Linked DNA regions of Homo sapiens: all the other regions are linked to region 1. Evidence: read pairs that join two places in POLR2A ChIA-PET (ENCODE). Cell type or tissue: PC-9. All regions are shown on one strand. Each heading gives the region's core, and the rest is flanking DNA. Links, peaks and the distances in the headings are about the cores only. Region 1 holds the start of LOC105373949 (a long non-coding RNA gene). Region 2 has its middle 97 kb from the start of AGAP1. Region 3 has its middle 95 kb from the start of ACKR3.

Region 1 (10,930 bases), core at 3,209-7,208:
CTTAAATGCTCAAATAAATTATGACCTATCTGCACAGTGGGAGTTGTTAAAATACAGCTATTAAAATTATGTTTTCAGAGAATTTTTAATATTGGAAAAATGCTCACTATATGACGTCAAGAGAAAGTAAGCCGGATATTAAGCCCTATACACAAACTTCATTGTCCTGATGAAAAATTGGCTCATTTTAATGTAGTTACAATGTATGGAACACTCATTATATGCCAGGTTAACAGGCAAAACTCAGCTTAGTTTACCTCATTTGTTCTTTTCAAACTTTCTACAGGTAGATACTATCCCCATTTTATATGAGAACACTGAGGCTCAGAGAGGTCAAATAATCTGCTGTCAGCACTCTTGCCTGGTAAAAGTGGCATTTGCAGCCCAAGTCCCAGCTCTAACCCTCCATATTCAAACGTGCGGTTCCAGGACCCGAGCATCAGCACCAGACCCTGCCCCACTCGCACCTTCTGAATCAGAGCCTGAATTTTCTCAAGATCCCCAGATGATGCATATGTTCCTTCAGCTTTGAGAAATGGCTCTAAACCATGCTATAAAGAATAAAACCTCCGAGAAAATGCATTGGAATGTTAACAGTGATTAACTGTGATTTTACAAGTGATTTTCATTTTCTTTTTTACATGTTTTTATATTTCCTAAATGATTTCCATGAGCAAATATTTCATCTACAATAAGAAAAGTGTTGAAGTGAACATTCCATCTTCTTCATTTGTTGATACAATAGAACGTAGATCTACAACATCATAAATTGCAAAAAAATAAATTTGAACCAATTCTCCCCCCTCTGCCCCTTATCACCCCCACTCCACCCCTCACCACCCCCATCACCAAAGTCCAGATTTATGAAACGCAACCACGGATATTCATGTAACCAGGGGCGGGTGCGCTTACCTGGAGCTGTCTCTCCCCCAGGGTGGCTGCAGAGGCTGTGGCTGCACCTGGGGTGACGAAGGGAAGACTTCACCACATTCATCAGTTGGTTCAGGGGCTGGGCAAGTGAGTGGATTCAAGGATGGCATGCAATCCATGCAGACGGATGCTGGATTCTTGGGAGATGACAGTGCTGTCACAGCCTGATATCAGAAGCCTGTCCATCCGCAGCTGGCAACATGGCCCCCACATGCCTTCCACCCGCGCATGGGCCCATCCTGACATCGCGCTGCATGAGAGGCTTCGTGATGACAACACTGAGCACAGTGAAAAAGACCAGGCCAATGGCAGGCAGCTGTGCCGCTGCTTTTCCCCTCCAGCCATTGCCACGTCATCAAAGCAGCTCAAAAAGCACCAGGCCTCTTAAATGCTTTCTAAAGGGCCATTGCTGTGGTTGCAGACTTATCTCTGACTTGGTCCCCTGAAAGTGTTCTCCTTCATACTAAGCCTCTTGTCAAGTCCTGACACTTTAACTAGCATTGAATGGCCTGTGGGCTTCTCTGTCCCCAGGAAGGGAGCTCTGCCCAAGTGGCCATCTCCAGGAGCAAGCGTACGCGGTGCTGTCCACCCCAGGCCCCAGCCCCCACAGCATCCCATTCCCCACCCCTTTTATCCCCATGATATTGAAGGACAGGTTCCAGCCCCCCAGCCACAGCTGGTTCCCCAGGAGGTGGACACTTGGCCCAAGCCAGGCCAGCAAACCTCTCAGAATTTTTTCAGTTTGGATCTAAGAGATCCCAAGCCTCGTCAGCGTTAAGAGCTTTACAGTTAAAAAGGCCAGGAGGCAGCCTGACCAACATGGAGAAACCCAGTCTCTACTAAAAATACAAAAAAATTAGCCGGGTATGGTGGAGCATGCCTGTAATCCCAGCTATTCAGGAGGCTGAGGCAGGAGAATCGCTTGAACCCGGGAGGCAGAGGTTTGCAGTGAGCCGAGATTGTGCCACTGCACTCCAGCCTGGGCAACAAGAGTGAAACTCTGTCTCAAAAAAAGAAAAGAAAAGAAAAAAAAAGGCCAGGAGGTATCGATGGCCTCTTTTCCCTTCCCAAGCCAAGCGCCAGTCTGTCCAGAGAGAGCCTGTGAAAGGTGTTCCGATGTCTGGCCTGTCATTCCTGAGGCCTGCCTTCTGCAGGCCCCTGGGATGTGTCCGTCTCCTCCTGGGAGATGCTGAGGCAGCACAGCTGGCGTGAGTGGGTTTCTGCATCAAGCACAGCGTGAACTAGAGTGGATCCAGGGCAGGAGCCATCCCAGGGAAGAGACCAGCCGTGCCGACATGGACAGGGCTGGGGATCTCTGGATGGTGATCTGTGTCACCAAATGTGCTCAAAGAACATGTACAAATCTCACCAGAAAGAAACACAAGGTCTGGCGACTGGGTGAAAAGGTGCCTGCTTCTTTTCTGATGGGATGATGAAGCCCAGCCACCCTCGGTGGAGAGGTGTTTGAGCTGATTTCTTTCTCCTATCATCCTGTATTAGGGTGGCCCTAAATCCTTAAAAGAGAGTTTATAACAGCACATAGACACAGCAGGGATGGCCAGGAAGATGAGGCAGATTGCAGGTGCAGCCCCAAGCCAAGGAATGCCAGGAGCCCCCACAGCTGGAAGAGACAGGGAGTGGAGTCTCCCCTAGAGTCTGCAGAGGGAGTGCGGCCAACACCTTGACTGTGGGCTCTGGCCTGCAGAACTGCAGAGAACAAGTGTCTGTTGCTTTAAGCCATCAAGTTGTAGTATTTTAGTACAGCAGTCCAAGGAAGCTAGCACAGGACTCGCGTGCTGACATAGACGTTTGAATTGAGCACCAAGTCGTGCTGAGGACAGATATGTTGCAGTGTCAGCAGGAGGGACAAAGGCTTCTGAAGAATCAGCCACCTGAGACGAGTGATGAAAGATGCATAGGAGGCGGCCACTTTAGCAAAGACTGAGGCAGGAACACTGTCCTAATCGAGCCGTTCTTGAAAGGGCCAAGTGCTGGGGTAGCCCTGGGGCAGGATCTTCACAACCACCAGCCAAATGACCAGCTGGACCAGTGCATCCCATCCTAAGGTTTCTGTTGGTGAAATACATCAATAAACCTGCCACCCAGCAGCGTGATCACACAATGCTTTCGTCCAGGATATCTCACTCATTATAAAGGAAGTTGCAGTGATAGGAACTCCACGTAGACAACGACGCAAGGAAGTGACCAGAATGCCGTCTGTGGACATGGAACTGGGTGGCCCGAGTCACACATGAATCAGGGGACGGTCCCCTTTGATGCAAAGGGGTACAGAGGGTCAGGAGCTCCCCACCCTTTGCAGGAAAATGTTCTGTTCACAGAGCTCAAAATCATTGCAGATAGCAAGACACAGAGCTTCCGACATTGCAGAGGGGAATACAAATTTTCTGCTGGCCTTGGAACATCCTCACCACCTGGGAGGAGCGGAAATGGAAAGATCCTCTTTCTTGTTTCTCCCTTGCATGGATAGTCTCTTTCGGGGCACCTGTGGACTTGGTTTGGAAGTGCACTTCTCAGAGGGGAACCTGGCAGGAAGCAGTCCCTTCCCAGAGCAGAGAGCGCTGGCTCCCCTCAGCCATGGTAGGGCTGTGGCTGCCCCTGCTAGAAGGCAAGAGCCAGGAGGGCTATCCAGCCCTCTCACCTCCCTGTCTCTCACTCTCCCACCTCCAGGCATGGTGCCCCATCCAAAGGGGTATTGAGGGAGTGGGGACCCTGGAGGTGGCCAATACTCTATATCTGAACCCAGGCCCTGCACCCAGCACTTTCTCCGTGGCAGCTGGAATGCACACGCTGTCAGGATTGTGGATTCACAAGAAAGGAGTAGATCCTTAAAAAAAAAAAAAAAAGAGAGAGACAGGGCGCAGTGGCTCATGCCTGTAATCCTAACACTTTGGGAGGCCAAGGTGGGCAGATCACTTGAGGTCAGAAGTTCGAATCCAGCCTGGCTAACATGGTGAAACCCTGTCTCTACTAAAACTACAAAAAAATTAGCCAGGCGTGATGGTGGGCGCCTGTAATCCCAGCTACTTGGGAGACTGAGGCAGGATAACTGCTTGAACCCGGGAGGTGGAGGCACTGAGCCAAGATTGCACCACTACACTCCAGCCTGGGTGACAGAGTAATACTCCATCTCAAAAAAAGAAAAAAAGAAAGAAAGAAATGTGTCTTATTTTAACTGTTTTAGCTTTATTGGGGGAATAATTCACAACTAGAAATTGTGCATATTTAATTTGTACAATTAGTTGTTTTGATAGATGTACACATTGTGAAATGATCACCACATTCAAGCCAGGTGACAGACCCATCACCTCACATTGTTGCCTCTTTTTGTGTTGAGACATTAATTTTCACTCTCTTAGCAAATTGCAAGTGTGCAATGCAATATTGTTCCCTATGGTCACCAGGCTGCACATTAGATCAGCAGAACCTAGCTTGCACAAGGGAAATTTTGTACCCCTTGACTAACATCTCCCTATTTCCCCAGCCCCCAGCCCCTGCCAACCACCATTCTACTCTCTGCTTCTATGGGGTTGCCTCATTTTAGGATTCCATGCAATGCATATCTTTCTGTGTGTGGCTTATTCCACCAAGCACACAGGTTCTTCCATGTTTCTCCAGGTTCATCCATGTTGTGGCATGTGTCAGAATGCCTTCCTTTTTAAGACTGAACAAAATTCCATTGTATGCATATACCACATTCTCCATTAACCCACGGAGGGGCATCTAGGCCGTTTCCATCTCTTGGCTGTTGGGAATGAGACTGCAATGACCATGGGGGCACAGATAGCTCTTCAAGATCTAGGTTTCCATTTTTTCAGGTGTTTATCCAGTAGCAGGATTGCCAGATTCTATGGTAGCTCTATCTTTAATTCTCTGAGGAACCCCCATATGGTGCTAGTAAATTCCCAACGGAACCCCTGGTAGCACACACAGCCCTGGGTCCACCCTGGCAGAGCTGTGCATGCTTCCACCTGCCCCTTGGATCCCTCTAAGTCCTGAGTCACTGCAGCCTCACTGTGAGCCTGGCAGAGCTGAGCCTGCTTCCACCTGTCCCTCGGATCCCTCTAAGTCCTGAGTCACCGCAGCCTCACTGTGAGCCTGGCAGAGCTGAGCACTGCCATCTTGGATCCCTCTGAGCTCTGAATCACTGCAGCCTCACTGTGAGCCTGGCAGAGCTGAGCACGCTTCCACCTGCCATCTTGGATCCCTCTGGGCTCTGAATCACTGCAGCCTCACTGTGAGCCTGGCGGAGCTGAGCACTGCCATCTTGGATCCCTCTAAGTCCTGAGTCACTGCAGCCTCACTGTGAGCCTGGCAGAGCTGAGCATGCTTCCACCTACCATCTTGGATCTCTCTGGGCTCTGAGTCACTGCAGCCTCACGGTGAGCCTGGCGGAGCTGTGAACACTTTTGCCTGCTATCCTGGATTCCTCTGGGACCTGAGTCACCGCATGCAGCCTCACCATGAGCTAGTGTCTGCTCCACCTGCGGTTTTCAGACCCCGACCCAGGCAGGGCATCTGCAGACAGAGACAGGAATTTTGCCCAAACCAGATGCAACAAGCACATTCACATTCTTCTCCCCTGAGAGAATGCAGCCTTTGGAGCCTGTCACACTGACCCAGCTCATCAGGTTTGAGCCACCCCCAGGGTCAACACACTCAGGGGCAGGGAATTTGTATCCTTCAACCTAAGGGGATCTTTTTAGCTCTTATTTGTCCAGAGTCACAGAAGATGAGCAGTGGGGGGAGGAGGATGGTATCTCCGATTTTGTGACCTCACCCCTGCCCATTGCCCTGGGAGAGCATCTGCAATAAACCCACCCAGGGGAAGGTGCTGGGCACCCCCCAGCTGTTCCTCGATTTGCTCAGCATAAACACCTGATGGCCATTTTTAATTACCTTCCACGGAGCTGGTTCCCGAATGTCACCAGAGGGAAGACTGCATCCTAAAGTTTCTAGATGCCTCCCTGTCTGCTCCCAGTTCTCCTAGGAGTGGGCACCAGGTAGGTCAGTGCCCACCTGCCAGGGAACACTGCTTTTTGAACCATCCATGGTGAGCACCTTGAGCTCACCTCCTTCGCTGGTCCTGGAGATCCTTCCTCCACCCTGCCCGTCCTACTCTGCCCTTCATCCTGTGCCCCAACCTGGGCCCAGGATCTCATTGTGGCCATTTGTTTTATCCCAAGCCATTGTGCTGGGATAGGAGATATGAAGGTAAGACCCTTTCCCTCCCGCTCTCATAGCACCCATGGTCCCATGGAATGGATCCCATCGAGTCATGATGACTCCAACACTTACCTAGCTGCCCTTGTCTGAGCCTTGGGGCCAGACATCTGGATGCCCAGCTGCCATCTCTGTCTGATTTCCTGTCCCTCAGCACTTCCTGATGAAGCCCCCCTGCCCCATGTCCCTCCTGCAGGAACTTTTCTTTACCCACAGGACAATTCTAGACTTCAGATCCCCCTTTTTAGCCTTATCTCCCCTCCAACCACCCCACTGCCCCTCCCTGGACCTAGCATCTTATTGCAGATGCTCCTGGAAGCCCCTCCCTATTCCCCTTGGCTCCTTCCTCTCCAGGAATCTCCTCCTTCTGCCCCCGCCATCTAGAGCTCTGCTGGCATCTGCTCATCTGGGACAAAAAAAAATATTTTGAAAACCACAGCTATTTCTCATGCTAGGGGGTAGGGGAATAATAAGGCCTTGAGAGAGCCAATATTTGGCACAGAAAGCATGGAGTCATGGAGAGAGAAAGGCCAGGGCCTCTCACAGAAGGAAGGGCTGGGATGGTGGGGGATGAAGGCAGCCTGCATTGCCTGGGTGCAGAGAACATCATGGCTTCCACTGGGAGAGACACCCTGGGAGAGGACTGCACTGCCTTGTGTCCTGCTGATCAGTGGCCTGACTCTGGTCACTTGGTTCTAAGGCAGACAGAGGTCATCATCGAAGCCTGGGGAAGCTGGGGCACTTGGGTGACATTCCCAGCCCACCACGTGACCACTGCCTGCTCCTGATTATGTGCCTCATTCCTGCCACAATGTGGAGAAAACCTGTGTGGGTCAGAGAGGTATTTGGGCCAAATCCATTTTTCCACAATGCGGTGCCATACCAAGAGAAAAGGTTTCTGTGTTAAGGTGCAAATCTGGAATTGGAAGCATTTTTGTATTGTCAGCAGACACCATGCCCCTGGGGAGGCAAAGAAAGAGTGGAGGTTCTGAAATGAAGACACTCAGCCCTGAGCCTGGCATCATCTAGGAGCTCACCCAGGGAGCACCAGCCAGAAAGAGGGACAGAAAATTCGCCCTAAACCTCAGAGCTGGTGCCGAAATGTGGCTGAGTCCTGGGTGGGCCAGTGACCTCAAAGACAGCAAGTTTAACTCCAAAGCTGAACTTCACGTTGGCCGACACCAGCAGGCTCAGGCCAGAGGCTGGGATGGGACGGGCCCATAGGTCAACCTCAAGAGTTGGAGTCTAAAAGGAGGAAGGCAGGAAGGGCCGTGGGTGTCTGGAAGGAATTACTTAATGCAGTGATTCAGGTTTCCCCTGACCCAGGGATTCTTTGATGTGTAACCCATGACCTCCAGGGCTTCTAATTTCTGTATGAAGATCTCACAGCCTCCAAGGGCACGTCACAGCAAGAGGCCCTGGGGTTAATGGCCAGTGCAGACACGGACACAAGGTCATGGACCCATGGGCCCACTGCTTTCATATGCCATGGTCGTCTAGTCATGTGACACTGTGCTCCATGGTGCATTCCTTGATTAGAGCTGGAGAAGCACCCAGTGACAGGCACCAGGCTTTCAAGATGGCAAAGGGAGTCCTGCCTCCCAGCCTAGACAGGGAGGCAGCCCACAAGCACACAATTACAAAAATAATCCAGGATTTGTGCACCAGGTTTCCTCTATTGACCCAAGAGGCCTAATTTCTCACACCACTCTCCCTGCTTCCCCTCCCTGGTGTGGCCAGGGATCCAGGTCCCGGTTTCATTAACCCCACCCTGTAACTTTCTTGTGTTGTACACAGCACCCAGCAGAGTGCTGAACATGTCAATTAAAGCTTGGTGGGTTGCCAAAATTTAAAACTTTCTGCATCAAAGGACACTATTAACAGAGTGACAAAGCAGCCCACTGAATGGGAGAGAATGTTTTCAAATCATATATCTGATAGGGATTGATATCCAGAATATATGAAGAATTCCTACGGCTCAAGAACAAGAAAAACAACCTCAATTTAAAACTAGGCAAAGGACCTGAGTGAGTGTTTATCCAAGGAAGAAATACAAATGGACAATAAGCATACAAAAGGGTGCTCAACACCCTTAATCATTAGAGAAATGCAAGGCAAAACAACAATGAATTACCACCGCACACTCATTGTGATGACTATTATCAATTAAAAACACAGAAAATAGCAAGTGCTGGCAAGGCTGTGGAGAAACTGGAAAACATTTCTTTTGTACTACTGTGGGATTATAAAATGGTGCAGTGTGGAAAACAGTATGCCTATTCCCCAAAAAATTAAAAATGAGATGACTATATGACCCAGCAATTCCGCTCCTAGGTATATGCACACAAGAAGTAAAGCAGAAACTCCAACAGATATTGATACACCCATGTTCACAGCAGCCAATAAGCAGAAGCAACCCAAGTGTCCATCAGTGGATGAATAGATAAATAAAATGTGGTCTATATTCTTTTCTTCCTTAAAAATAAAGAAAATTTTGATACATGCCACAATATGGATGGATCTCAAAGCCATGTTGCTAAATATGCCAGTCACAAAAGGACAAATAATGTATGATTCCTGTTACAGGAGGTACCTAAAATAGTCAAATTCATAGAGACAGAAAGTCGAATGGTGGGTTCTAAGGGCTGGGGGAGGGAGAATAGGTACAGAGTGGGGAGGAAGATGAAATGGGTACAGAATGGGAAGATGAAAATGTTCTGGAGATAAATGGTGGTGACGCTGGCTCAATAATATGTATGTGCTAATGCCACTGAACTGGACACTTAAAAATGATTAAAATGGCAAATTTTGAGTTACGTGTATTTTACTACAATTTTCAAAAATTTTGGTGGGTTAAATTCAAGTAACGAATGTAAGAACAGTTTTGCTTTTGTACCAAGAAACAAAAGGAGTCACTAATCCATCCAAGGGTAATTGCTGTGTTTACGATCTCTGTTTCCCTCCCTCTTCTTTGCTGGGCTTTGTAGCATGTTGTTAAGGAGGTCTCTGATATTCCTTTGTTCCATGAACCAATTACCAGTGTTCACAGGAGAAAAGAAGCCCAGCTGCTATGATACCGCCTTAAGATGGACAGAGGGCTTCTAACATCAAAAGTGATGCCTAGTATTCTTGGCAGTGTTTATTTACTAACCTGCCTTGATGGTCCTGAGTCCCTGAATGGCAGCCCCAAACACCCACGTGTCTGGATAGTCCCACACTGGGGCAGAGTACTGTGAGCCTAATATTTACCTGTGAACCACATGGGTCAAGTTTCTCTTGCTTTTTTAAGTGCAAAACTGTTATAAAACTGGTCTTAGTCTTTTCATAAGACACACATTGAATAGAAAAGTTGACTAATTTTTTATTTCAAAACCTGGTTTATTCTATGCTAGGGTGGTCCTCATCACTCCGTTCTCTGATCCTGTTTATCAAGTTTTGCCTTTAAATGCCCTTCAAAGACTATTTATGGGAGTGGGTTTAAGGCTTTGAAGATTGTTTGTTCTTTCAAGAGATAGACACATTTAAAACCCCTGTCACTGGACCCAACTGATGTGGTCACATGGCTCAGTCCAGGGAGGGTGGGATTTGTCCAGCTAAATGGGAAATATGACAGAGATTAAACTCACTGTAAACAAGAGGGATTAAGAGCCCAGAGCTGGGGGGCAGGGTGGGATCAAATGGCTTTGGTTGTCAGAGAATAAAGGCTCCTCAGGAAGTTAAAGAAATGCCTTTGCAGAGCCCAGTGCTGTCATCTTAGGCTATGCTCATAAAATCAGCCATCATGTACTTAATGGAACCATAAAACAGACAAAGGGCACAGGCAAGAGCGTCTGCACTTCCAAAGCCAGAAAGAGCCAACGTTGAGGGCCAGCTCAGCCAACATCTCTAGACGCTTTAAGCTGGACACTCAATGAGCTGCCTGTCACTTTTTGGCAATAAAGGCCCACTAGAGAGTATGTGCAGCATCATGATCACTTCTGGAACTGGCTCTCAAGCACCTGAGGGTGTTTTTCTGGAAAGAAAACTTTAGGAAGAGGGTCTTTCCCAGTTGATTTTCTCAGCATGCATCTTCAATCACATACTAGCAGGTACAGATGTACCCACTACCACAATCTCTCCAGCACGAGGCTTTTTCATGGTGGGGTTAGGAGGTTGCAGGTACAGAGAGAGGGTCTGCACACAGCCAGCTGAGGGCTACACCTTGTAGGGCCAGGTATCTAGATCCTATGGCTGTGTGCAGAGAGTTCAGCCCAGGCCTGAGACCTCTCTGCCTAGCTGGCCAGGAAGCTTGTGGTCTCCTGTCTCCTTTTGAAAATAACAAAGACCAAAACAAACAAACAAACAAAACAGAGAACACCTCCACTAACACCTGGGTGCATAAACTTGCCAGTTTCAACATGAACAGGGAAAAGGAAACTGGCAAGTTTATGCACGAAGGCATCCCACGCCTTTGCTCCAGCTTTGTGCCTGGGAGCTGCTATGGCAGGGATGGCAAGGGAAAAGGTGCAGGAGTAAGGGAGATGGGCCAAGCCCTGGGAATTGGCTCTTGTGACTTGGAGGGCAGAGTCACTTAGCAACATAACCCTGGAGGTAAGAGCAGGCATTTTTTATGGATTTCCTAGCCTCATTGCAGAGGGAAATGGAGAAGCAGAGAAGGAAAGCAGAGGCTTAAGGTGTCTGAAAGGCACCTGTCAGGAACATCTGGAGGTCCCTGAACAAGGTCTGGAATAATCTGGGAGATCGCATGGGAAAGGGGTGC
Region 2 (10,930 bases), core at 4,067-8,066, 1.4 Mb after region 1:
ACAGAGTAGTATCGACCAGGAAGTTTTATTTTTCTTTACTTGTGTATTGCTTGAATTTTCTAAAGCGAGTTTGTATTACTTCTGTGATCAGGAAAAGCAATAAAGAGAAATTATTTCCTTGAGGGTAAAAATGTTGGTAAGGAATAAGTGTGCCTTTAGAAAACAATTTCTGGAAAGCCTTATGCAATTGCAGGTAAGCTTCTGTTGCTAGGGGGTTGCTAAGGAACATCAAGTTCCTAATAGAATCCTGAGCAGTGATCAATGGCTGCAAGAAAATGTCACATTCCTTTAATGGGCAGGAGAACATTCTTTCCTTTTGATTGAAAGGGATCCAGGCAAAGTTCAGGGTTACCATACAAGGAGGCTACTTTTGCTTTTGGAAAGCCAGTGAGAGGGGTTAGGGCCAATGGAGGTGGGAAATAGACCAGATACCCCGTGGAAGACCTGAGGCATGGAGTTTGGCATGACACAGACACATCACGTATTTCTAAATCTCACTACTGTCCTGAAAGTTAAACAATCATGATGCCATAGGCAGATAAAGAAGCTCAGAAGTAATGTGTTTGCCCAGATCCTATAGTTATTAATTACAAGCCTGGGACTGAAACCCAAGTCTGTCTGGTGCCAAAGATTATGTTTTTTTCACTGTGCTAGTCCTCGTCTGAGAGAAATGGAGAATCATTGGGGGATGACTTCTGATAAAAATGGCCAACGAAAGCTGTTGCAGAAATGAACTGAAATATTCACACTCAGCAAGTGTTACCTTTTTGTCATTAATCGGTTCTGGCATCTCAAAGCCAGGTTTAGCCTTGGAGCATTGGATTCAGGAAAGGATTAACTGTTGCAAATTATAGAGATGTATTTGAATCTACATCTCTGCATAATAGGATTGGAATAAGTTCATGAGAGTTAAGAAGTACTGATAAATGTATCAAATTAAAATTAGACATTTAAGTAATTTCAGTCACTGCTGGAGAAGGAGAAAGTTGTAGGCTGTTTTAAATGTGGGTGATTTTTTTCCCATTCCTTCTAATGGCTTCGGGAATTGGGTTAGTGACAAGGATCTGGGTCAAAGTCTACTCTTTACTTCAAATCCCCATTTTCTGCAAAGGCTTGGCTTGCCTGACAAGGACACCAATCAAGAGTCTGAGGACAGGGAATTGTATTGGAGAGGGGAGGGATTCTCCCTAAAGGCAACACTGGAAAAAGCCAAGATTCAAATGATGGGAGGATCACATGTTTAAACTCTATGCATAAATGTTGACGGACTATATTGAAATATCAAATCTAGGTGTGGTGACTCATACCTGTAATCCCAACACTCTGAGAGACTGAGGCAGGAGGATGGCTTGAGCCCAGGAATTTGAGAACAGTCTAGGAAATACAGTGAGACTCTGTCTCTACAAAAAAAATTAAACATAAAAAAATTAGCCAGGTGTGGTGGCACACACCTATAGTCCTAGTGTATTAGTCCATTCTTGCATTGCTGTAAATAACTACCTGAGACTGGATAATTTGTAAAGAAAAGAGGTTTAATTGACTCACAGTTCCACAGGCTGTACAGGAAGCATGGCTGGGGAGGCCTCAGGAAACTTACAATCGTGGCAGAAGACAAAGCGGAAGCAAGCATGTCTTACATGGTGGGAGCAGGATGAAGAGAGCAAGGGGGAGGTGCTACACACTTTCAAACAACCAGAACTTGTGAGTATTCTATCATGAGACAGCACTAGGGACATGGTGCTAAACCATAAGGAACCACTGCCATGATCCAATCATCTCCCACTAGGCCCCACCTCCAACACTGGGAATCACAGTTCAACATGACATTTGGTTGGGGACACAGAGCCAATTCTACCTCAAGGCATATTATTCCACCCTGGCCCCTCCCAAATCTCATGTCCTTCTCACATTGCAAAATATAATCATCCCTTCTAAACAGTCCCCCAAAGTTTTAACTCATTTCAGCATTAACTCAAAAGTTCACAGTCCAAAGTCTCATATGAGACAAGGCAAGTCCCTTTTGCCTATGAGCCTGTAAAATAAAAACAATGGGTATACAAGCATTGGGTAAATACTTCCATTCCAAAAGAAAATAATTGGCCAAAGCAAAGGGGCTACAGGCCCCATGCAAGTCTGAAACCCAGCAGGGCAGTCGTTAAATTTCAAAGCTCCAAAATAATCTCCTTTAACTCCATATCTCATATCCTGACCACACTGATGCAAGGGGTGGGCTCTGAGGCCTTGGGCAGCTCTGCCCCTGTGGCTCTGCAGGGTACAGCCCCAGGGCAGTTTTCATGGACTGGCATTGAGTGTCTGCAGCTTTTCCAGGCACACAGTGCAAGCTGTAGGAGGATCTACCATTTTGGGGTCTGGAGGATGGTGGCCCTCTCCTCACAATTCCACTAGGCAGTGCCTCAGTGGGGACTCTGTGTGGGGGCTACAACCTCACATTTTCCATTCACACTGCCCTAGCAGAGGTTCTCCGTGAGGGCTCCACCCCTGCAGCAGACTTCTGCTTGGAATCCAGGTGTTTTTATACATTCTCTGAAATCTAGGCAGAGGCTCCCAAGCATGAACTCTTGCCCTCTACACACTTGCAGGCTTTAACACCACTTGGAAGCCACCAAGGCTTGTAGCTTGTGCCCTCAGGAGCAGCAGCCTGAGACATATATGGGGCCCTTTTAGCCATGGCTGGAGCTGGAGTGGCTGGAACACAGGGAGCAGTGTCCTGAGATTGCACAGGGCAGCATGGTCATGGTCCTGGCCCACGATATCATTCTTCCCTCCTAGTGCTCTGGGTCTGTGATGGGAGGGGCTGCTGTGAAGATCTCTGAAATACCTTCCAAGCATTTTCCCCATTGTCTTGGCTATTAACCTTTGACCACTCTTTACTTTTGCAAATTTCTGCAGCCAGCTTGAATTCCTCCCCAGAAAATGGGGTTTTCTTTTTTACCATATGGCCAGGCTGAAAATTTTCTAATATTTCACATTCTGCTTCCCATTTAAACTTAAGTTCCAGTTTCAGATCATCTCTTTGCTCATGCATATAAGCCTGAGCTTGAGTGCTCTGCTGCTTAAACATTTCTTCCTCCAGATACCCTAAATCATCTCTCTCAAGTTCAAAATTCCACAGATCTCTAGGGCAGGGACACAATGCCTCCAACCTCTTTGCTAACTCATAACAAAGGTGACTTTTGCTCCAGTTCCTAATAAGTTCCTCATCTTCATCTGAGACCTCCTCAGCTTGGACTTCATGGTCCATATCACTATCAGCCTTTGGTCACAACAATTTAACAAGTCTCTAGGAAGTTCCAAACTTTCCCTTATCTTCCTGTCTTCTGAGCCCTCCACACTCTTCCTGTTATCCAGTTTCAAAGTCACGTTCACATTGTCAGGTATCTTTATAGCAATGCCTTCACTTTTGGTCCCAATTTTCTGTATTAGTTCATTCTTGCATTGCCATAAAGAGACTGGCTAATTTGTATAGAAAAGAGGTTTAATTGACTCACAGTTCCACAGGCTGTATAGGAAGCATGGCTAGGGAGGCCTCAGGAAACTTACAATCATGGCAGAAGACAAAGAGGAAGCAAGCATGTCTGTCTTACATGTCAGGAGCAGGAGCAAGAGAGAAGGGAGAGGTGCTACACACTTTTGAACAACCAGATCTTGTGAGCATTCTATTACGAGACAGCACTAAGGAGATGGTGCTAAACCATCAGAAACTGCCCCAATGATCCAATCACCTCCTACCAGGCCCCACTTTCAACACTGGGGATTACAACTGGACGTTTGGAGATTTGGGTGGGGACACAAATCCAAAGCATATCACCTAGCTGCTTGGGAGGCTGAGGTGGGAGGATTGCATGAGCCCAGGAGTTTGAGGCTGTAGCGAGCCATGATTGCACCAGTGCACTCCAGCTTGGGTGACAGAGTGAGACCCTGTTTCCAAAAAAAAAAAAAAAAAAGAAAGAAAGAAAAATAAAACAAAGAAATATTAAGAGTACAGGAGCTGAGCATGAGATCAAGGTCATAACAAGCTAAGAAAGTCAGAGTGAGTGTGTGATGGTCATAGCATGCCCACAGCTTTCCTTATTTTGTTTATGTGCATGTCCTCTTGAACTGAGCAGGTTTAATGGGAAAATGCAAGGAAGGATAGTCCCAGTGCTTCTTACTCTGGGGTCTTGGACTGGCTTCATGGAAGGACTCCATGGGCAGCTCCTGTAATTGTCTGCAGTATTTTGTGTACATGCATCCAACTCATTTTTTTTTTCTTTTCTGCTCTGGCTCTTATTTGTTGGCTACTGCTGCCTGCAAGACCTCACAGCTCCCCTGGCTGGTGGTTTTCATCATGTTGGGCACATGTGCATGCCAAGGATGCTGCCTCCAGGCGTCTCTAAAGCTGATGGCTTTTTGTGAGTCAAGAGTGGAACTGGTTCAGAAGAGAGGTAAAGAGAAGGGCCTTTCCCCCGTTCATGCTTTGTACATGCTTTGTCATGTCACCTCTCAATGCTCTGTTCTGCTCAGAGACTCACAGTGTTCTTTCATGAAAGCAGTTCCTTCAGCACCCAGCCCAAACCCTCTTAACACAGGGCCCCAAACCTAGTTCAAAGGCCGAAGGCTGCAGAAAGGAACTGCTGCTCCCCCTCATTTATCTGCTATGATGACCCTTCTCTCCGAACTAAAACCTTCCCTTTATAACCTCACTACTATGCACATTAGTTTCTTTTTTTGGTATTTTTGTATATTTTTAATTGACAAAATTGTATATATTAATGGGGTAGAGCATAAGTTTTTGGAAACACGCAGGCATGGGAGAATGGCTTGTATTAGTTTCCTATTGCTGCTGTAATAAATTTTCACAAACTCAGAGGCTTAAAACAATACACATTTATTTATTTATTTATTATTTTATTTTACTTTTTTTTTTTTTTTTTTTGAGACAAAATCTTGCTCTGTTGCCCAGGCTGGAGTGCGATGCTGCAATCACAGCTTACTGCAGCCTTGACCTCCCGGACCTAAGAGATCTTCCCATTTCAACTTCCTGAGTAGCCGGGACTACAGGCATGCACCACCACACCTGGCCAATGAAAAAAAAATTGTTTTTGGTAGAGATGGGGTCGCCTTATGTTGCCCAGGCTGGTCTCAAACTCCTGGGCTCAAGCAACCATCCCTCGATGGTCTCTCAAAGTGCCAGGATTACAGGCATGAACCATTGCACCCAGCCACAAATTTATTATAGAACTTATATAGAAAGATTCCAAAATGGATCTCACGGCTAAGATCAGGTGTTGGGAGGGCTGCTTTTCATCTGGAGGCTCTAGGGGAGAATCTGTTGATCTGTTTTCTTGCCTTTTTCATACTCCTAGAGGCCACTGGCATTCCTTACCTTGTGGTCCTCTTCCATCTCCAAAGCCAGAATCATCCAAATTCATGTTTCTTACATCACACATCTTGACTCCGACTCTTTGGCCACTTTATTTCACATTAAAGAACCTGGTGATTACATTAGACCCACTCAGGGGCTGCTACCAGATAATCCAGGACAATCTCTCCATTTTAGGATCAGCTGATGAGTAACCGTAATTTCCCCTTGCCATGTAATGTGACCTATTCCCAGGTTTTGGGGATTAGGACATGAATATCTTCGTGGGGAGGGCCACTATCTGCCGATCATCCTATACGAATATAATTCTAGGTGCAAACAATCCAAATGGCAGGCACTATTATCTACACCAGGAATCTGGCCCAACTCAGCCAGCCAATATTCCCTGCTGTGGTCATAGCTATTATTATTACATAGAATGTGCACTTACATAGGGAAGTATTGTTTTGTCTGTTCATCTCTCTCCTGGTGAGAGCACTTTCCTTCCAGTGTGTGGGTGGGCTTGAGATCCTACGGTTAGAGGACTCAGAGCCGGGAGCTAACACTCATTGACTCAGGTCGACGTTGATGGATCTGGTCTGAGAACCTGACCCAAGCCAGGCTGCTCAGCACATCTGAAAGTCCCTGGGACTTCTCACACCGCACCTGTAAAGGTGGAGTCTGTCTCTGATGATGGGAGACCCAAGATATCACATGTGGCAGGTGCTGGCCACCATACTTCCAGCCACATGGGGAAAGCCAGCTTAGGCTGATAGGGAATAAGGCTGGAAAGCAGAGATGAGCCTGAGATGGGAGAATGAGAAAGACACACACACTTGGAGTCCCAGCTCTGGTACTTTCAGCTGCTTTGCAACCTGATCGTCCCATGTGGGCGTTCATTAACCTCTCCTTCTACTGCATCAACTGTCACGGTGTTCTTCCAATAACTTCTCCCTTTTGTCTAAGCTAGTAGGTTTTTGTAGCTAACAGGTAAAATAATCTTCACTAATACTACTTATTGTAGAAATAAAGACAAAATGTGTAAAAGGAGCCTAGAGTTAATAAGAAAAGGTGTCTGTTATAAGGAGGAGGAAAAGCCTGAAACAACAACAAAAAAATACAGACATTTTGAGTGTGAAAAAGAGAAGAAAGAGACATGAGGAATCAAAGCATAGGAGTGTTAAAATGGGAAAATGAGTTCCTCCCTTCACAGGTCTTCAAGTAGAGGCTGATAGAAAGATAATTTGTGGGCCAGGCGTGGTGACTCATACCTGTAATCCTAGCACTTTGGGAGGCCGAGGTGGGTGGATCACGAGGTCAGGAGTTTGAGACCAGCCTGACCAACATGGTGAAACCCCATCTCTACTAAAAAATACAAAAATTAGCCAGGTATGGTGGCGCATGCCTGTAATCCCAGCTACTCAGGAGGCTGAGGCAGAAGAATCGCTTGAACCTGGGAGGCAGAGGTTGCAGTGAGCCGAGATCACACCACTGCACTCCAGCCTGGGCAACAGAGCAAGACTCCATCTCAAAAAAAAAAAAAAAGAAAGAAAGAAAAAAAGAAAGATAATTTGTGCATTTGTATAATGATGTTTCAGATCGCTGATGCATCTGAAATTCTATGACTAGGATACTCCAGTGCTCTAGTTTTCTACCTCCCTTTCTCTCTTTCTCTACAACTTTCACTCTCTAGCTTTCAATTCATGGAGAGAAATCCAAAAGCTAAATAAAAATTACAGACCAGAGAGGAAGAAAACTCTGTTAGGTGGTGATGACCTACAGGGCTGTCCTCAATGTAGTTTCAGAAAGCAGTTTCTAGGACCTGCCTCCCAAATTGTGAAAGGTTTTGTAGGATGAAGGATATTGCATGTGGCTTCCTGCACATGAGGGTATATCTCATGTGTTGTGGTGCCTCAATGCTTATCTTCAGAATTGTAGAGCTGGAGAGGAGAGAGTTAAGTTATACTCCCCAAAATGAGAGAAATTAAATTATTCGTTGAACAGAGGACTGGTAGAATGGGCACTGGCTACAGGAAGCTTAGAGGAGACGTAACCAGAGTTTTTATGACAAGGCTGGAAGAGAGGTGCAGGAATGATAGGTCACAGGAAGAAATGCATTCAGGTGCCTTTCCCCAGCTTGAGGCAGGGCAGGTGTAGATGGATGTTTTGTGATTGGGAAGATGTAGGAGTGGAAAGCTGGGGTACTGGTGGGGGAGGCAGTGTTCTGGGCAAAAGAGTGACATGACAAAGTCGTGTGAAGATTTGGCTGGGACACGGACAGGGTAGTAAATGATATAGTTGAAAACAATTTGCCAGAAAGCCATTTGGGAGAAAGCAAAATGGTCAATGGAAAGCAAATTGGTTGAGACAATAGTTTGGTTCATAATGAACATACATAATATTTTGAGTATTAGTAATTTTCATGCACTAATGGTTGCATGGTTTTGCAACCATTTGCAAGTTTTTTTCAGAATTTTTTCCGCATTTGAATTACTTAAAATTTCTAATTCACATCCAGTGAAGTTTCTTGGCCAAGATTAGCTGGAGCTAGGGGAAAGACAGGTGACCTAGAACTTTTGGTTCAAGAAGTTGTAGCATCTGAACTCGGGGAGAAAATGTGATTAAGTTCCACAGTTAGGTCAGGAGCTATGGCCTGTGAGCTTGGAAAAAAGGATGGAGTCTGGATGTTGGAAAGAGGCCGATATGAACATGAAACGAAAGGTCAAGAACAACCTTAGAGCACAGGTCATCTGGACTGTGGTCCAGAGGTGAAATGGTCATGGTAGAGTATTTCCAAATCAAGGCTTTTGTAAGCCTTAAATTCCACCCTTATGAGTAACAACTCTGAGTCATAAGGTAGTGGAGAGAATGCCTGACAATACTCAAATCTGAGGTCAATACGTGCATTAGTCTGTTCTTGCAGTGCTATAAAGACATACGTGAGATGGGGTAATTTACTTTGAAGACAGGTTTAATTGGTTGACAGTTCTGCGAGCTGTACAGACTTCTGCTTCTAGAGAAGCCTCAGGAAACTTACGATCCTGGCGGAAGGTGAAGGGAAAGCAGGCACGTCTTACCATGGTGGAGCCCCAGAGAGAGAGAGAGAGAGAGAAGGGGGAGGTGCCACACACTTTCAAACAGCCAGATCTCGTGAGAACTCTATCGTGAGACAGTACTAGACGGATGGGGCTAAAGCGTTAGAAACCACCCTCTTGATCCAATCACCTCCCACCAGGCCCCACCTCCAACACTGGGGATCAAAATTCAACATGAGGTTTGGGTGGGGATACAGAGCCAAACCATGTCAGCACAGCCTTCCCAGAGGTCTCCTCTGCTGTCTTTCCACTCTTTGGAAGAATGTCAGGGGCTGATGGAAGGCTTTGAAACCGAAAGGGACCTACCAGGGGGAACCTCATATGAACAGGAAGAGCCGGCAGGAGCTGCACTGCCCACAATAACGTACTCTCTTGCGAGAGAAAATCCATTCTCCTGTTCAGCTGACCCCATCGCAGGACCTTCTGCCCTCTTTGGATGTCATTGGTTGCCACTATAAACTGAGCATGTCAGTACATAGAGAGAGGCCTTTCTTTTGATGTTTGATCGCCTTTTGATTTGATTTATTTGGATTCTACAGCTTCTTTTTTTTCCCCCAAGATGGAGTCTCACTTTGTGGCCCAGACTGGAGTGCAGTGGTGCGATCTTGGCTCACTGCAATCTCTGCCTTCTGAGTTCAAGCGATTCTCCTGCCTTAGTGTCCTGAGTAGCTGGGACTACAGGTACACACCACCATGCCCAGCTAATGTTTTGTATTTTTAGTAGAGACTGGGTTTCACCGTGTTAGCCAGGATGGTCTTGATCTTCTGACCTCCTGATCCGCTTGCCTCGGCCTCCCAAAGTGCTGGGATTATAGGCGTGAGCCACCGCGCCAGGCGAGATTCTATCACTTCTAACTGAACCCTTTCATCGCACCTTCCCCAGGGTTGTGTGTAACATGCAGACATCGCAGAGTTTCTGAAAACTATTCTGTGGTGACGGCTTTCTCATTGAAAACCTGAGGACCAGAGCCTGTGGCGTGGTTGAGTGCCTTACAAGAGTGTTTTCTAATTAAAAAAAAGTCATAATGCCCATGCCAACAATTTAGACAACTAAGAGATATAAAATGAAGACAAAATTCTTCTTCCTATCTCAGGACCTCAATTTTTTCCCCTGAGGGACTCCTGTCATTTTCCAGGGGTAGGCTATTACCCGTATATCATTCCAGAAATGTCCATGCTTGTATTTATTTTTGAACTAACAACCAATCCCTTTTAATCAGTTGTCATTATTTTCCTCTGGTAACTCTGTCTTGAAACCAGGCTGCAGTACCCACGATGAGCACCATCTCTAAAACAAGAAGAGCCAGCCGGGCATAGTGGCTCATGCCTGTAATCCCAGCACTTTGGGAGGCTGAGGCAGGTGGATCATGTAGTCAGGAGTTCGAGACCAGCCTGGCCAACATAGTGAAACCCTGTCTCTACCAAAAATACAAAAAATTAGCCAGGTGTGGTGGTGGGCACCTGTAATCCCAGCTACTCAGGAGTCTGAGGCAGGAGAATTGCTTGAACCCGGGAAGCAGAGGTTGCAGTGAGCTGAGATCGCGCCACTGCACTCCATCCCCGGGCACAGTGTGAGATTCCGTCTCAAACAACAACAATAACAACAAACAAACAAACAAACAAAAAGAAGAGCCTTTGGCGGACCAGCCTTGCCAGGCACCTTCTCGAAAATCCCATTCTTCCCATTTTGGGCTAATCTTGTCTCTGAATCTGCTACCATCTCTCACCCCGATGGTCACAGCTGACATTGCTGCTGATGGTCAAACCACTGTACTGCGTTTCAAAGTGTTAACGGTTCATTTTCTCCAGCCATAGGCTTGTCTCGGGGACTTAGCCTCTCTTCCTAGGGTGGATTCCTGGTTGGTTGAGGACTTGGACTCATACAGATGGAGGTCTTCATTTCTTAGAGGTACACCGTTGGCTGCAGGGGTAAGGAAGCAAAGCAAAGTCCACATGGCAGGAGGCCACGAGGCACCTCTAGCAAGGCAGCAAACCCCAGCTTCAGGGCCGCCCAGGGCCGCCGGGTTAACAACTGAGAATGTCACCCAGCGGCAAGGGAGAGCTGGCTTCCAGCACATTCTCCAGTGCATCGTGGTATCTTATGTGGCCGATGGCTGTCTGTTTCTGTTCGAAGGTATTATTAGACTGTCACACAGATGGAAATAGCATCGTGCTGGCGATGTCACATACTGATGCCCGATCCGGAATGCGCGCGGAGATGCCTCATTTCATTCCCTTCCTGGGAGGCAGGCGCCATCACTGCTGCAGTCCTCGCTCTGCAAAAACTCTTCCTAGTGTGGATGTTGCTAATTGTCTGCCTTCCTTGCCAGGAAATCTACGGCTTGTCGGAGGAGAAGACTGTCACGTTAGGGAGCAGTTTGCTTCGCGAGCTTTGTTATTTTTCTACAACAGCTGTCCACGTAAGATTAAAATCCTGAGGAAGCTTGAGCGTCGCCCCCTCTACCCCCAGAGA
Region 3 (10,930 bases), core at 3,001-7,000, 110 kb after region 1:
GGAGGGGGAAGGTCCCTAAAACACAGCTGCAGGGGTGAGCTGAGTACCAGGGGAGCCAGAAGGTTCCACCCTAAGCAAGGCACATCTGGGAGTAGGAGTCCTCAGATCTGGGAGACCTCGCTAAGCTGACTTGCCCACATCATAAGCTCCCCACTGCCCTGGCCTTTAGTCAGGTTGTGTTAGATGTGAAAGCTCTGTCTTTGCTTGGCTTTGAGTCATTAATGGAAATGGTTGTGTCTCTGATGGGGAGAAGCTGGGTTCAGAGGTAGCAGAAATTAGCCTGGAGATGTTCAGAGGGGGTCTGCAAGGGCCCTGAGCCAAGGTTCAGGGGGACTGCTGGCTGCTGTGACCATGACCGCCAGGATGGTCTTGGAACAGGCATCCCTGGGATGACCAGAAGTGTGGTGGGGAATTTGGCCGAAGAACGAACTTCCTGCAGCCACACGGGATGGGGGTGTGGACTGGGATGTGCTTATTAAGAGGCCCCCTGGGGGCTGGGTGAGGTGGCTCACACCTGTAATCCCAGCACTTTGGGAGGCCGAGGCATGCAGATCACGAGGTCAAGAGATCGAGACCATCCTGGCCAACATGGTGAAACCCCGTCTCTACTAAAAATACAAAATTAGCCAGGCATGGTGGCACACTCCTGTAGTCCCAGCTACTTGGGAGGCTGAGGCAGGAGAATCGGTTGAACCCAGGAGGTGGAGGTCTCAGTGAGCCAACATCATGCCACTGCACTCCAGCCTGGCAACAGAGTGGGACTCCGACTCAAAAAATAAAAAAGAGGCCCCTTGGGGCACAGAAGTCAGGAGCTCCAGAGCATGATAAGGTCTTGGTCCTTATCACCTGGACCACCGACCCATGAGAGTTAGTAGCAGCTAGCGATGGAGTGGCTCCAGGTGTCAGGAAATGCCAGGTGATACCGTATAATAACCTAGCCCCACATCTCAGCCTAAACAAGAGGGTGTTTCTCACTTAGACACATGTCCCCAGAGGGACAGCTGGGGCTCTCAGCCACTCCAAGAACCAGGTCGATGGAGCAGCCTCCATCTCAAACTGGGCTCAGGGAAAAGAGGGTCCTGGAGGGCCTTACCTCGGCAAATAAATGCCCCACTCCCAGATGATGCACATCTGCTCACAACTCTGGACTCATCGCGTGGCCCCACCGACCAGATGGACATTAGAGGTACAATCCCAGCAGGCCCCAGAAGGCAGCAGGGGACACCACTAGCTGCCCCTCCAGAGGCCTTCTGCACTCCAGCGAGAAGCTGCCCTGTGGCCTGGTATTTGCAGTCGCAGCTGCTCCCTGCCTGGCCTTCTCCTCGTAGATGGAATATCGGAGAAGTTATCACCAAATCTCCAACCTCCCCTCCAGCTGCCAGCTCCAGCAGAATGACAGGGGCAGTTTCCCCAGGTGGGCAGAGTTTGGGTTCTGCCAAGAACACAGTGAATTTAAACACCACCAACTTGTGTGGCTGGCTGAACCACAATAGAAAAGCCCAGTGCCTGCATCCCGGGGTGTGCAAATTTACTCAAGTGTGTGCCGTGACCTACAGGTCACTCCAAACTTCCACTGTAACTTCAACCTACAAGAAAATGATTCATCCTTGATATCCTAAGGAGAAGACTTAAATGGAGCATGAGACAGAGATGTCCTTCATCTTGAACTGTTATTTCTTTCTTTCTACTAAGTATAGCAACACAATTCCATCAGTAAATGTAGAAATTCCTCATTGAGTAAGAACTCTCAGCCACAAAGCACTGTCTGTCTGTAATTACATTTAACCCTCACATTGTAGTTGCAGACAGCAGTCTGCAAGCCCCATCAAGGTTGAGTGATAAGTGGCCTCAAATCATTCCAGTGACCTTCCCTTCGTCTCTCCCAGGTTACTTTTGCCATTTGATCCAGATTCAACAAGACCAGTTCCCACTAGCCCAGAGGCACCCAACCAGTGGCTGGAAGGTTGAATCCAGCTCCCAAAAATGTTCTGTCTTCACTATTTTTAAAAATTCAATTAGTTGCCAATATTTTTATGATTAATTTTAATTGGAAATTTTTTTTAAATTTTCACATTTTAAGATATACAGATATCTGGCTTCCCCTGACAACCAAAGTGATCCAAAGGCCCTGGGTTTGTATCTCTGCTTGGAGAACATCAGATGGAGCCAAGGGGCTGGGCCTGGGTCATCTTCCTCCACTCCCCAGCCCTCCCATGCCACCCACTCCTCCCTGTGACCTGCCTGGCCTGCGACAGCTAAGGCTGTGGCCCCTGGAGGGTGGTGCCATGAAGATGTGCTCTTGATACCCCAGCCCCCAGCCCCCAGCGTGATGCCTGGCTTGTGGCGGGGGCCAATGGTGCTCGTTGAATGAATGATTGAACTAGTGGGTATTCACTTAGAGAAACATGCTGGACCTTTCCATCAGGAACTTGTGCTGACACCTCAGCTCAGTCTCTTACAGGGTTTTTGGCCATTTGTGTATAAAAACATACATAAAGTCTGTTGGAAGGTAGGGAAGATACACAGGGGACTGTGCCCAGCTTGGCAAACCTCTTGGTACCTCGAGTTGTCTGGCTGCTCAGGTGAACGGAGAGGTCCTCCCTGCATCTCAGCCCATCCTTGGGGTAAGCCGAGGCAGTGACCAGAACTACTCTCGTCCTAACACCTGTTCTCTCAGAGAAGTCACCTGTGGGCAGGTGGGTATCACAGGCAAAATTCACCCCATTAAAGGCAGGAGAAGCTATAATCCCAGCACTTTGGGAGGCCAAGATGGGTCAATCACTTGAGCCCAGGAGTTCGAGAATAGTCTGGGCAATATAGCAAAACCCCATCTCTACCAAAAAATACAAAAATTAGTCAGGTGTGGTGGCACTCACCTGTAGTCCCAGCTACTTGGGAGGCTGAGGCTGGAGAATCCCTTGAACTCAGGAGGCAGAGGTTGCAGTGAGCCAAGATCGCGCCGCTGCACTCCAGCCTGTGCTACGGAGCGAGACCTTATCTCAAAAAAAGACAGTAGAAGCCACCCTGGCCTTGGCTCTCCCGAGAATGCAGAGAATTCTTAGCAGCCGAGTTACCCACGGTACCAAGGACCTCGATCAGTTTCCCGTTGCTGCTGTAACAAATCACCACAACGTAGCCTAAAACAACCCACATTTACCATCTTTCAGTTCTGGAGGCCGCATGTCTGACATGGGTCTGCAGGGCTGAAGTCAACGTGTGAGCAGGACTCTGCTCTCTCTGGAGGCTCTGGGGAGAATCCAGTCCCTGCCTTTTCCAGATTCTCAAGGCTGCCTGCATTCCTGTGCTTGTGGCCTCTTCCATCTCCATAACCCACAGTTAGATCACGCTGTTTTCTGCTTCCATCCCCAAATCTGCTCTCCTGACCGACTCTTCGTCCTCCCTCTTCTATATTCAAAGACCCTTATAATGACATTAGGCCCACCTGGAAAATCCAGAATGACCTCCCTGTGTTAAGATCATCTGCTTAACAACCTCAAGTTCATCTGCAATGTTGCTTCCCCTCTGCCCTGTAACTAACATATCCACAGTTCCCAGGGATTAGTATGGGAACATCTTTGGAGGCTATTATTCTGCCCACCACAGTCATATTCCCAGGAGTAATGAGACAATGGAGAAGTCCTGCCTGCAGGAATTTTCATTCTAGCAAATACATCCCTGAGCAAACACAAACACAGATTACGGTAACGCAGTGCAACTGTGATTCCAACCAGCTGAGGCCAGTCTTGAAGGGAAAATAGGATGCAATCCATTAAACTCAAAGGACTCTTCATCAAGTGCTCACCATGTGCCAAGTACTACATCAGATGCTTGGAATAAGAGGATAAATAGGAGAGAGCTGCCATAACAGAGCTCACGGGTTAGTAGGGAACAGTCCCAGTGGCTGAGGCCTGGTGCCATCCACATTCTCAGGGCAGGTGGGGCGGGCAGGTGGAGAGACCCCAGGTTTCAAGCCATGTCTTTGGGTAAATTATTCACTTCTTTAAAACTCCACCAATTTAGCTGCAAAGTGGAGATGAGAATGGCTACTTCCGAGGGCGTGGTGGGAAGGGGGAGATACCGCAGGTGGTGCCTGATGCATCACTGCACAAGGCTATGTTGAGTCTTGTGGTCATGGTGGCCACGTGGTCATTGGGGTGGTGGCTGAATTTCCACGCAAGCCACATCAGAGCAGTTCCAGTCTGTGCTCCTGTCATTCCATCCTTGGTTTTCTCTCCCTCCTTTGATCTTACAGAAGCACCAACTTCTCCCTACCCCGTCATTCATATCGCTCATGACTCATCTGCCATCTTTTTTTTTTTTTTTTTTTTTTTTTTTTTGAGGCAGAGTATCACACTGTCGCCCAGGCTGGAATGCAATGGCGCAATCTCGGTTCACTGCAACCTCCACCTCCCAGGCTCATGAGATTCTCCTGCCTCAGCCTTCCGGGTAGCTGGGATTACAGGTGCACACCACCATGCCCAGCTAATTTTTTGTATTTTTTTTTTTTTAGTAGAGACGGGTTTTCACTATGTTGGCCAGACTGGTCTCGAACTCCTGACCTCGTGATCTGCCCACCTCGGCCTCCCAAAGTGCTGGAATTTCAGGTGTGAGTCACTGCGCCCTGACTCATCTGCCATCTTTTAACCTAAAGGAAGAGGAGAAAGGCAGCTCTTTGGACAGCTGTCTGGGAAGACCAGTCCTGCAGCCCCTTAAGGAGTTCTCCTTCCTGCTGAAATTGGCACTGTCTTTGGTGGCACCTCAGGCTGGCTGTACAAAGAGCGTGGTCCCACTTCAATTTGGCCAATTATTAGCTATGTGACCCCAGACTACCTGCATAACCTCTCTGGTCATCGCATATAATATCAGGAACTGGACCAGTCAGGTTTGCACATTTTATTTTTCTTTTCTTTAGCAGTGGTACCCTTTCTTCAGCAGAAATCTTGAGTAAAATGCAGTATGTGAAACCAGTCAGAAGGAGATGTCGGGGACCAAGAGCCCTGCCTCCTGGTGACCCATCACCTCCCTCCTGCTGTAGAACCCCTGAGCTGCCCTCAGAGGAGGCACAGGTTGAAAGGCTCCCACCTGAGTGGTCCTGGAAGCCCCTTTTGCACTAGGACTCCTTGAGCCTCTGCCTTCCAGACCCATGGGCTGTCCTGTGCTTTTTTTCCTGTTGGTTTTTTTGTTTGGTTGGTTGTTTTGTTTGTATGTTTTGTTTTGTTTCGTTTTGTTTTGTTTTTGTCGCCCAGGCCAGAGTGCAGTGGTGCCATCTCCACTCACTACAACCTCCACCTCCCAGGTTCAAGCGATTCTCCTGCCTCGGCCTCCCAAGTAGCTGGGATTACAGGTGCCCACCATCACGCCCGGCTCATTTTTGTATTTTAGTAGAGATGGGAGTTCACCACGTTGGCCAGGATGGTCTCAAACTCCTGACCTCAGGTGATCTGCCCACCTTGGCCTTCCAAAGTGCTGGGATTACAGGTGTGAGCCACCATGCCCGGCCTTTTCCTGTATTTAAATTGAGATTCCATATGGTTTTGTAGACCATTTAGAAATAATAATAATAATAATAATAACCCAGGGATGTGTGAAATGCTTCTGTATCCTCTTCTCCATTGTCAAGTTTGCCGTGATCTTCACTCGCATGATTGCACCGATCTTCACTCACACGATTGCACCGGGAGGCTGTTGCCTTAGTGCCTTTTCCAATTCAGACCAAGGACAGGCTTCTTCCAAGCCCAGTTGACAGCCCTAGGTCTACTCTGTCCCCTATCAATATCCTGTTTCTGTGTGTGGCCAAACAAAACAAAAAAAATCCCATGATTCACCCAGAAACTGTGCCTAATGATAGACAAATTAAATGTCTATAACTTGTTGTAATTACTTAATAAAGTTTGTCGAGCGCTTAAGAATCCATCTGGATGAAAGAAACATTGTTAATGTAAAACATGATTACAGCAACAACTACAATCATGCCAAAATTCCAGAGTCCCACCCCCTCAGTAAAGAGCATGAGCTGTGCCATTGGTATTCCGCCGCGGGATGCTGCCATGCAAACCAGCATCCCCGCCGGCTCCTGTGACATCTGCCCACCCAGGGTATTTGCTAACAAGAAGGATGGAGTGGGAGGTGTAAAGGAAAGAAGTGCAGTCCTCCAAAGTGAAATTATTCCCTTGTCTCCATTCTGTGAAAGCTCCGAGTCCAAGTGAGCTTGCTAAAATGTCAGCCACGTGCCTCAGTGATTAGGGCTGCGGTTTGGGCAGCCTGTCAAAGATTTTCCCAGGCGACGCTCAAGCCCCTTCTCAGCCCAGCGCAGGAGGTTTGGTGTTTTTACTGCAGGGCAGTCCAGAGTTTCTGGGAGAGCAAGTGATATCCTATAAGCCATCCACACACCTTCATTCCCCACATGCATCCTAAACTTTAAGTTAATGTTCTGCCTTTTCTTTTTCCCATTCAGGGAGATTCACATGTTTGGCCAAGATAGCCTGTCCCACTGACAGGACCGTAAAGCCAATCCAACTGGGAGGAGAGCCAGGGAGGCTGCGTTCGTGGACTTGAAGAGTCTAACAGGCCTGCTCCTGGAATTTCATCCCTCACTCTCCCCACTTCTCCCTCCAGCCCAGCGTGAACTTCACTCGTGCCAAAAAATCAACTGCATAAGAACAGGATTAAGCAGGAGGCTGGAGACGGAATTAAATAAAGTGCATGAATGAAACCTCAAGATTTTCTTAACTGTGAACTCACCAAGAGCCAACACAGCGGAGCTTATGAAATTTCACTAGGTGAGACTGTATGAGTGCTTCCGCACCAAGCCAAATTCAACCTCCCCATAGCTTCCCCCCAACATTTCTAAACCTGCCCTCTGGAATCATACCGATCAAACCTAATGTCTGAATGAATATGTTTATGCCCAGTGAAGCATAGAAGATGACTGCTGGGCATCCAAGTCTTCCCTTTCCCCAAATGAATTTTCGTGGGTCTCCTGTCCCTTGCCGCCCTGACAGTTCGCCACCCACTCATCACGTTGTGGGTCGACCCCAGTTTAGGGCTGCTGCTCCCATGAGTAGTTTCTTGAGCTGCTCTTTCCCTGGAGCTGTCCACTCTGATGCTGGAAGGGCTTCAATTTTGGGGTAGATCAGAGTTTCTCAAACTTAGCTCTATGGATCTTTTCACCCAGAGAATTATTTGTTCTGCGAGGTGGTCCTGTGCACTGTAGGATGTTTAGCAGCCACCCTGGCCTCTACCCACCAGATACCAGTAGCAACCCCCTCCCCGCAGTGACAAAAATGTTTCCAGACATTGCCAAGTGTCCCTTGGGGAACAGAGTCCCTCCTGACTGAGAACCACTGGGGTAGAATGTTTGATTAGGGTCCCCTTCAACTGAAAGGTTCTAACCATTCATGATTCCATGAACTGCCCACATTTTCTCAAATCATCAGCTCAGTTCAGATTGTGAAACCACTAAGAACACAAAACTACTTTTAAAAAAGGAGCTGGTGTTTTGAAAGTTCCCCATGAGTAATAAAAAGATGATGATGGTCAAGACAAAATTGCAAAAATGCCCAGTCCCCTTAAAATGAAAGCAGCAGGAAGAGCGGCAGCCCGGGGTGGAGGGAAGGGTTGGTGAAACTGAATTCCTGGAGGATTTCCCTCTTTGGCCAAGTGGGTTCATAGCAGAAGCTTAGCAAATGAACTTCACAAAATGTTCTTTCCACCCGAAAATGGTGGTCTCCTGTAATTTTAGCTGGTGAGAAGAGGGAGGAAATAAAGGAGCCAATGTTTAAATGAAATGAAATAGAATCGCTTAGAACCCTTCAGATCAATGGCTGGCTGGCTGAAGCAAAATCTTTTTTAAAAAAAATTGAGAGCCAGCCTTCTGACTCCTCATTGCTGGCTGAAATATGGCCAGAACTGTGAATTGGTTTAAAAGTTTAGGAGAAAGTCTGACCTGAGATTTCAAAGCATCCCATTTTAAATTGAAACTAATTCTTAAATCCACAGGAAGAAAGACCATGCCATCCACGTCCAATGCATTGTGAAATTTCATTCCCGGAGCCCAACATTGGATGTCAACTCAAGGAGATAATTCCTTCCCTTACTGGCTGCCTCTGAGGAAAACATCTGTTTGGCTTGATTTTCTTTTATATGTTCAGACCAGTGGCTAGGACTAACAGGATTGCTTCTAAACAAGCTCTTGCCCTGTTCTCTTTCCTCAAGCTTTTCTACCTGGACCTTCACTGTGAGGCCCACATGGGTGTGCGTGGGGACTGGGTGTGAACCAGCTTCCCCACTCACACCTCCTGAGGACTTTCTGTTGTCCCAGGAGCTCTTGTCTCTGTCTCAGTTCCAAATGCTGAGTAATTCTGAGCACACAAAAAGGACCCAGAGCAGAGAAACGTCCCTGGTCCCAGAACTCAACAAAACCAGAGTGTGAGTGAGAGAATCCCAGAGGCAAAGGCTAATGAGAAAGCAACCAAGCCCCCTGCAGTCCCTGGCCTACATTCCAAAGCCTTATTGTTTTCCAAAGCATTTCCTCCGAAGTGACCCATTTTACCCTCTGAGTCCCTAGTGATGGAGAAGGGCTGAGTAACTGCCTCCTCACTGTATTCCATTCTAGCCTAGGCAGCCATGTGCTGGACACTTAACCTCATGGGTGAGTGGGGTGGAAGAGCCCTGACTTATAGCACTTGCCGATTTTCATGGTGTCAGTACTCCCACTGTGGCCAATGTCAAACTACCAGTGTGAAGTCAACTAGCTCCCCCAATACCTGCAGATTTAACCACAGTTCTTGCAAGCAAGTGTGAGTCATCTCCAGCATTCCAGAGTCTAGGGCACCCTCCCCTGTGTAGCACCCACCCCCCTCTCAGAGCTCTGACATACCTTATTTACTCTTGTCTCATAAATGCCAAAGGGTTAAAAACATTTTTGGCTGGAGAACCAGACACTTTGGCTCTGTAAAAGGCAAAAGGGGAGTTTGAGTATATTTTAGTTTGCTTTTTTTTTCTTTAAATAAGAGAAAAGGTGACTGCAAAATAGTGCAGCAAACTCTAATGCACTCAACTGAGAGTTCTAAAAAATACACACTGTACCCTACATCAAACACTGCTAGATTCTGATCTCCCAGAAGAGGGAAAGGTGGTTTATTTTTCTTCAATTCTTCTCAACCAGAGAATGGCCTGCCTCATAAAATGAAGTTAATCTTTATTATACATCAGAATTGCTTTTACCCATTAATTTTTTATTGCAGCTGAATATTGATAATGTCTCCCAAAATAACTGATTCTACTTTACCTACTGTCATGAAATTATTTTATAATTTTAGATGTATCTTTAGTGACAGTAAGAACAAAAATAAGGTAGCTTTGTAGCTTGACTTGAAACATTAGGGTCACTGCTTCCTCAACATTTAAAAAATTACCACTTTTGATGAAATTACGGTCATAGGATTACAATGTGTGCTCTACTAGAATTCTCCAGAGCAAAAAGAAAAATTGAGCAAATGGGAAATTCAGGACTAACCATCAGGAAGAGAAATGGCTTAATATACATAAAAGAAACTCAATAATAACCTAGTCAGGCTAGGAAATGATCTTTAACATAACACATCAAATAACATAAACATCCAAATCAACCTGAAGCCCGTTCCTTCTCACTCGTGTTTCACCCTCATGCTTATGCCAGATCAAAAACAGCTGGAAAGAGTGGAGAAAAAAGGAAAAAAATGCCCATTCACCCCCCAAGAATTTCAAGGAGACAATGGGCATGGCTTTATCCTGATGGCTGATCAAACTGGGTCAATTTTTAATCCCTTCACTTAACCTAGGGCTCGGGGGTGGGGGGCAGAGAGGGGTGGGCAATGGGAGATAAGAATGACTTCAGAGCTGACTGCTGGACTCCCTCTCAAGCAAACTCACCAAGCGCTCTTAACTTGGAAGCAGCTCAGGTCATTCTGTAATTTGCTAGGCAGGTCTGCTATCATGCGTCATTTAATATAAAAGGCAACTCAAGAGCCAACACAGCAAGGTGGTGCCAAGACTCAGTCACCATTAATGTGCATATTAAAGGCCAGCAGACTGCATAGTTCAGTTACAGCACACAGTCATCAGTCATGTCTGCTGTAACCCAGAGACTCCCTGAGACAGCCCATAAAGCCATCTAACTCCGACGGTTTACAGAGGTTAACCTAAGAACAGTGATTACAGCCACAGAGTTGACACACGTAATTAGGTTAGAAAAGCTCTGTAAGTGAAACTGAAGACAGACTCTTATGGAAACAGATGTTTATCCCACTAATGCTGCTGGGTGTGTGCCGTGCAGTGTGTCTGTGCAAAGCTGGGGTGTGAGCATCCTTTAACTCTCTTGCCTGATTCCAACTCAGAGACCTCTGTGTCCTGGAACACGATTGCACTAGCCCGGGACCAGCCAACTGTGGCCCGAGAGGTCATGCCTACCTGGTGCCAGACTCCTCACCTTTCTTGCAACCTTAGACTTACACCAGGCAGGGAACAGATGGGAATCTCCTACAGAAAGACACCAGCACAGCCAGCATTGCCAAAGAAAATGTGGATAGTCAGAGCAGCATGGCATTCACTCCTTAACGCCCTCCAAAATGCCACTTTCTACTGCACAGGTGGAGAAGGAGCCAGTCACAGAGGAGGCTCCAAAAGCGGGGAAATGGGATAAGCTAGAGGAGGCAGCATGCAAGAGGCTGTCAGTGGGCCCTCCTCCCTTCTCATGTAGAGAAGGAAAAGAAATGGCAACATGGAAGAAAGTGGTGAATGAGAACAGGGGGAGATGCCAACACCTGACTCCGCCTCCACCACCTCCAAGCGGCTTTCGTTCTGGGTCACAAGTGGGAGAAAGAAATCCTGCCCCGCAAAAAGGGATCCTCACTGCTTCCCGGAGCAACCTAGCATGGAGCACTAGTTCTGC

Evidence for each region. ChIA-PET counts read pairs that join two places held together with the same protein. Peaks named below come from ENCODE experiments on the same cell type or tissue, not always from the same donor. Only the 100,000 strongest peaks of a DNase experiment are listed, where the experiment ranks them.
Region 2: POLR2A ChIA-PET joins it to region 1 with 6 read pairs; 1 of 35 experiments calls an interaction of 5 or more read pairs at or near these places.
Region 3: POLR2A ChIA-PET joins it to region 1 with 5 read pairs; 5 of 35 experiments call an interaction of 5 or more read pairs at or near these places.

The regions. Positions count from the first base shown.
Region 1 is chr2:236,764,612-236,775,541 of GRCh38, reverse strand. LOC105373949 (a long non-coding RNA gene) reads right to left here and starts at 6,390. Exons shown (of 5, transcript XR_924026.3): 1 at 6,247-6,390; 2 at 913-1,208. RefSeq lists enhancers at 644-1,144, 1,145-1,645. In PC-9, for the core only: no CTCF peak of the experiment used is centred there; a DNase peak (open chromatin) is centred at 5,411; H3K27ac peaks cover 2,430 bases.
Region 2 is chr2:235,391,951-235,402,880 of GRCh38, reverse strand. No RefSeq gene overlaps it. Among named protein-coding and RNA genes, the nearest start is that of AGAP1, 97 kb to the left of the region's middle. RefSeq lists an enhancer at 7,559-8,758. In PC-9, for the core only: no CTCF peak of the experiment used is centred there; no DNase peak of the experiment used is centred there; H3K27ac peaks cover 336 bases.
Region 3 is chr2:236,659,079-236,670,008 of GRCh38, reverse strand. No RefSeq gene overlaps it. Among named protein-coding and RNA genes, the nearest start is that of ACKR3, 95 kb to the right of the region's middle. RefSeq lists an enhancer at 8,171-8,847. In PC-9, for the core only: no CTCF peak of the experiment used is centred there; DNase peaks (open chromatin) are centred at 4,308 and 4,668; H3K27me3 peaks cover 838 bases.